2 separate regions of the Homo sapiens genome follow, and region 1 is linked to region 2. The links are chromatin loops, found by intact Hi-C in ENCODE. Cell type or tissue: GM12878. All regions are shown on one strand. Links, peaks and the distances in the headings refer to the core of each region. The heading gives the core; the rest is flanking DNA. Region 1 has its middle 30 kb from the start of SNORA88. Region 2 overlaps RCN1 (reticulocalbin 1).

The links. A loop is a pair of places that touch in the nucleus more often than their neighbours do. Peaks named below come from ENCODE experiments on the same cell type or tissue, not always from the same donor. Only the 100,000 strongest peaks of a DNase experiment are listed, where the experiment ranks them.
Region 1: a loop joins it to region 2, with 7 times the contacts of the local background. A loop is called at or near these places in 8 of 110 quality-filtered maps.

Annotation. Positions count from the first base shown.
Region 1 is chr11:32,172,279-32,175,192 of GRCh38, reverse strand. No RefSeq gene overlaps it. Among named protein-coding and RNA genes, the nearest start is that of SNORA88, 30 kb to the right of the region's middle. In GM12878, for the core only: a CTCF peak has its summit at 1,574 (motif pointing right); a DNase peak (open chromatin) is centred at 1,557.
Region 2 is chr11:32,104,744-32,107,657 of GRCh38, reverse strand. RCN1 (reticulocalbin 1) reads right to left here. Exons shown (of 6, transcript NM_002901.4): 6 at 1,936-2,914. Among named protein-coding and RNA genes, the nearest start is that of RCN1, 15 kb to the right of the region's middle. RefSeq lists an enhancer at 1,394-1,663. In GM12878, for the core only: no CTCF peak of the experiment used is centred there; a DNase peak (open chromatin) is centred at 1,527; H3K4me3 peaks cover 1,149 bases; H3K27ac peaks cover 2,227 bases.

The DNA of each region.
Region 1 (2,914 bases), core at 166-2,665, 68 kb before region 2:
TTCTATAGAAAATACAAAAAATTAGCCGGGCATAGTGGTACATACCTGTAGTCCCAGCTACCCTGGGAGACTGAGGTAGGAGAATCACCTGAGCTGAGGCAGTCAGGCTGCTGTGAACCACCATTGTACCTCTGCACTCCAGCCTGGGTGACAGAATGAGACCCTGTCTCAAAAAAAAAAAAAAAAAAAAGAAAAGAAAAGAAAAAAGAAAAAGGGCTGGGCGCGGTGACTCACGCCTGTAATCCCAGCACTTTGGGAGGCCGAGGCAGGCAGATCACGAGGTCAGGAGATAGAGACCATCCTGGCTAACATGGTGAAACCCCGTCTCTACTAAAAATACAAAAAATTAGCTGGGCGTGGTGGCGGGCGCCTGTAGTCCCAGTTACTTGGGAGGCTGAGGCAGGAGAATGGTGTGAACCCGGAAGGCGGAGGTTGTAGTGAGCCGAGATCGTACCACTGCACTCCAGCCTGGGCGACAGATAGAGAGTCCGTCTCAAACAAAAAAAAAAAAAAGGAAAGAAAAAAGAAAAGGAGGTGGACAGACATTTTGAAGGGCATTGTTTGGCTGTCTTCTAATCTTCTTATTCATGTTTTCAGTAATAGCATGGGGCTTTATTTTCAAAATACTTTCGATTGCTAATAGTTAATAGTGAATATTCCTCAAGGGCAGTGGTTTTCCAGCAATGGGGTAGGGACCAGAACCTGGAGGGTGTGGCCAAGGGGCTGGGGGCTCTGCCCCTGCTTCTACCAGAACGCTCTGCCTTTTTGGGGCTCCACTTAAGATCTAATTTGGAAAAGAGGGTTCCACTGCTAAAAGAGTAAAAGAGAGAGATAGAGGCAAATTTAAAACCTCTGGTTTAAGGCTGGCCTTGCTGGCTTATGCCTGTAATCTCAACACTTTGGGAAATTGAAGCAGGAACATCTCTCAAGCCCAGGAGTTCAAGACCAGCCTGGGCAACATAGGGAGATCCTGTGTCTACTAAATAAATAAATAAATAAATAAATAAATAAATAAAAATTAGCTGGGTGTGGTGGCAATCTCTTGTAGTCCCAGCTACTCAGGAGGCTGAGGTGGGATGATTGCTTGAGCCCTGGAGGTTGAGGCTGCAGGGAGCTGTGATCACACCACTGCACCCAGCCTGGGCAATAGAGTAAGACCCTGTTTCAATAAATAATAAGTAAATAATAAAATTAAACCTCTGGTTGACTGCCTTCTGGTTTACAGAGTTTTCCCATGATCTCACTTGGACCTCACAGAGACTTCATCCTCCCCAATCTCTGTTTTCAGAAGAGGAAGCAAAGTTCATCAAGATGAAGAAATATATTCCTTGTTACACAGTGAGTGGCAGAGCTTGGACTTGAGCCTGAGCCTTCAGAATCCAAATTCAGGACTCCTCCCTTACAGCAGGATAGAGTAGAGTGAGAACCTAAGATCAGACTTGAAGAGGGACCTGATGTGTGATGGCACCCTGGGTGACACAAGGAAAAGTCTCCAGGGAGAGGGTGGTGGTGATTGATTAGCCGGGTGGAGGGAGAAACCTGAGATTTAATAGGCAGGACAGCAGGAGGCAGCAGTGCCCCAGAAAGGGAAGAAACCATCGGAGCCTCCAGCGTCCTGATTGCCGGCCACAGCCCTCCCAGCCAGTCCTAGCCTCTGCATCTGGGACCAGGGATCCTGCCACTGGGCATCTCCTTTCATTTTGGGATTGTCAGCCTCATTCCAGTTCTTCAGCAGGTAGGAAACTGAGTCACAGGGTACCTAAGCTGGCCAGGAATCAGCCCTGCAAATCTGAGGGCCCAGCCCACAGAGTCTCCCATGGCTTTCTGGGGAAACGATTGACGTTATGGGAGTGAAATGGGAACAACTGTGGCCCATCAGCCCCGTGTGTTTAGGGACAGCCCCTCTGGGCAGCCTCCTTTCCAGAATCTCCCACGGATCCTTTGACCACAAAGCCGTGCACACGGTCATTTCATTCACTATTAATGTGCGCCCTTCCCCTGGCGTGGCTGGCTCTTTCTTAAAGTTAACCAGTAACTGGTCTTTTTGTTATCCGATTTCTGTGAGAGGAGCCCTGCCAACAATTCTCACCAAGGGAGCACTTCTGATTTTTGTTTCCTTTCTCTTTCGGGTCTGCGGAAAACCTTTCATGTCCCTTTGTGTCCTAGAGAACGGCACGCCGCCACCCAGAATGTGCCAGCCTACTTGGCTTTCCTCAGCACTGCCGACGGCGCTCTAAACCATTCCCCTAGCATCACATTCCTGACTTCAAACAGGCCAGGGAGATTGAGAGCTCCTCGAATAAGTGGGACTTTCTGGAGATTCTCTTGGGAAGGAGTGACAGGCAGAGAGCAGGAATAATTACACTGAAAGTTTGTTATTTGCTTGCACAGTTTTCTTCCTTTGTGTGGAGTTTATTCCCGGAAGCCCAAAGAGGGGCTTGATAAACAGCAGAAAGGCTACAGAGCCAATTGGCTGGAAAAGAAATGACAATAAAAGTCGCACAGAATGAAGTCTTCTGTCAGCACCCATTTAAGTTAAACAGGTTTACATGTTGCAGCAGAGAATTAACTGTTTGATTTGCTAGAAACCAAGAGAATTTTCAGCACTTGGAGTGAGAAAAAAAAAAAATTTACTTTTAACTTAGGTCTTCAAACCTCCCTCCCCTCCAAAACCAGGACCTAATTGCAATGATTTTCCCATATGGGTCAAAGGGATCATTGGAAAGTCCAAAGGCAAGGCCCTCGGCCCTAAGGGTCTGTAGTTTGCAGCCTAGGAGTACACTCTGTGATAGAAACCTCTCCATGTCATCTCTCCTAATTTGTGCGTGTAATTGACAGCTTGTTAACAGTTCATTAGGAACACTGAAACCCATGTGGCAAAAACAAATCTATCTAGCAGAGAGGATGTAGTCCC
Region 2 (2,914 bases), core at 268-2,767:
TCAGGTATGGCAGATTTTCTAACTACATTTTTGTGACACTTTTATTCATTCGAAAACCTACAGTAAGAGACGCGGAGTGTAAAATGTGTGTTTGTGTTTTGCTTGGACAGACAATGGCTCCTAGCAATTAATGCTTTCAGTCACATTAAGCATTAAATAATGCTTTGTGACATTACAGTATTTCCCATTACAGATCAATTTTGTAGCATTTGTTCATAATCAGACTTGAAATGTTACCTAGAAACAAAATATGTTTTCCTTGAAACAGTCAGACCTTATTAGAAATCTAAGGTTTTACAAATCACCATGTTAACAGTTTTGCCCCTAGCTAAGGTTTTCATTCTTTAGTGTTAAATTCAGCCCCAGAAGCTCTAGTATCGTTCAGGGTTAGTCTTCCAATGTGCACTGACTTGAAAGGAAAAAGTTAATGCTCCAAATATATTTAATGTCTTACTACATACAATAATAAATCAACTATATTCCTTTTTGGAGGTGAAAAATAATGTCATCACCTTTTAAATTGTTATGCTTATAATTAGGTTACACAATATTATTTTCTCATTTTTTAAAAAACAGCTTCTCATTGCTTTAAAAAAAAAGCCATATGCTTATTTCTAGTAAAGCGGAGTTATTCTCATTTCCTTACCACATAATCATATGCTGTGGATGAGCAAAGAAATAAAGAGAAAACATATGAAATTTTGAGATTTGGAGCAGCAAAACTTAAAGCTAAATGGAAGAGAACTTTGGAGCCAGGAACACCTGGAGTTGATGTCTTGCCTTGCCATTTAATCATTGTGGAATCTTGGGCAAATCGCTCAAAGTTCCCATTTAGCAATTGTTAGCTATTTTAATATTTTTTACAGAATTTTTTTCCCTGAGAGATATTCCCTTTGATTAAAGCCATCAGCCTCTCATTCATTCAGCAAATAATTCCTGAGCATTTATTGCTAATAGACTCTACTGTTCGCAGTCCCGGGAAACAGCAGTAAATCAGAAAACGAGACTGCTGGTCTCATGGTTTATATTCTAGCTTGGGAGAGACAAGCAATGTCCAAACAATATAATGTCAAGTGGTGTAGTAGGTTAGCTTGAATGAAGGCCCCCCACCAAAAGATATATCCACCTGCTAACCCCCAGAACCTGTGAATGTGATCTTACTTGGAAAAAGGGATGATGTAATTATGCACCTCAAGATGAGACCATCTTAGATAATCCAAGTGGGCTCTAAATCAAATGACAAGTGTGCTTATAAAAGACACACCAAGGGGAGACACAGAGAAAGGAGAGGAAGGCCTTGTGAAGACAGAGGCAGAGATGACGCAGTGGAGTGATGTAGCCACAAGCTAAGGAACTCCAAGGAGTCACCAGAAGCTGGAAGAAGCAAGGAGGCATTTTCCCTAGTGCCTTCAGAGGCAGAGCAGCCCTGCTGACACCTTGACTTCAGACCCTGGCCTCCAGAACCGTGTAAGTTTCTGTCACTGTAAATCCCCCACTTTGTGGCAATTTGGACAGAAGGCATGGAAATGAATACAAATAGTAATGCATGCCAAGAAGAAAATAAAATGGGGATGTGAAACCGAGATTCGAGTTGGGATTACTTTAAATAGTGGGGTCTGGAAAGCCCCCCTGAGGAAGTACCATGTGTTACCCGAGGGCGTGAGAGATGGGTATTCTGAATGTGAGGGGGCAGCAAGTGCAAAGGGCCCAACCTGGGAATGACCTTGGTGTGTCTGAGGACTAGAAAGTCTCTGGGGCCAGACTATAGGCGGTATGAAAGGGACAGTGGTAAGGAGATGATGCTACTGCTGGTAGGGGCCAGATCCCATAGGCCTCCTCCTACAGCGCCTCATAGGCCCAGGGAAGAAGTCCAGATTTTCCAGGTGCAACCTTTTTCAGGAAGATTTTATAGTTAAAATGACCTAGAAAAGTAAAGGCATTAAGTACATACATTTATTAAATTAGTAAATATGAGTCTATTCTGAACATTCTAGTAATTGGATGAAAAAAAACCCCAGAACCTTTATAATGTTATTCATGGGATCCAACCCCACTGTTTTATGCTATATGAATAATGTCACAAATAGCATCTGTGAAGTCAAACACCACAGGACACAGTAGAAAATCCTTAGGGGGATCCTTTATTTCATTCACTTCCTCCTTACAAGGTGAAATTTCAATCTGTACAGGTTGTGTCTGCCAGTTCAGTCCACAGCTCAGAGTATCACCTTGTCCTCATTCCATGGTATAAGCTGTTGCGGGGGGACAGGTCTGCGGGTCGTGGATTCACTGGACTGGATGGGACATGATCCAGAACTCCGCTCCGTTTGGCTTCCCAAGGATCCCACCAACTCATTCTAATCAGTGATCACTGAGGAAATGCATTGTATTCCTATTCACTATTTCAAAGATCAGGCCTACCTCATTGGCATATTAAGAAAGTTTTCTCAAGTATATTTAGTGTTTATCATTTTACTATAGTTCTTCAAATGTCTGACATTCATCTTTTCCCTACCTCTAAATTCCTTTCTTTTTCACATTATCTTTCTTGATTGCTTTTTAATAGAAAAACAAACAAAGACATGGATTTACTGTGCATATTAGCAGATCCATACTGGAAAATGCATGGAGGTTTCATATACACCACTTACAGTAAGTAATAACTCAGAGTATAAAGTCGAAAAGAAAGAATCTGAAATATTAGACTTGTTCTGAAATAAGCTTACCTAGGATGATACCACTTTCGCTTAATCAGAATTTCCCCTTTCCAACTATTTAACAGTGGCAAATATAAAAAATCTGGTAGTTAAAATACACAGCAGTCACTTCATATTACTGCCTCCCTCAACCCACTCACCTTCTGAAGAACAGGGCTTTTTCAAGTTTTGTTCCCCTTTAAGTTTTAATAGAAAAA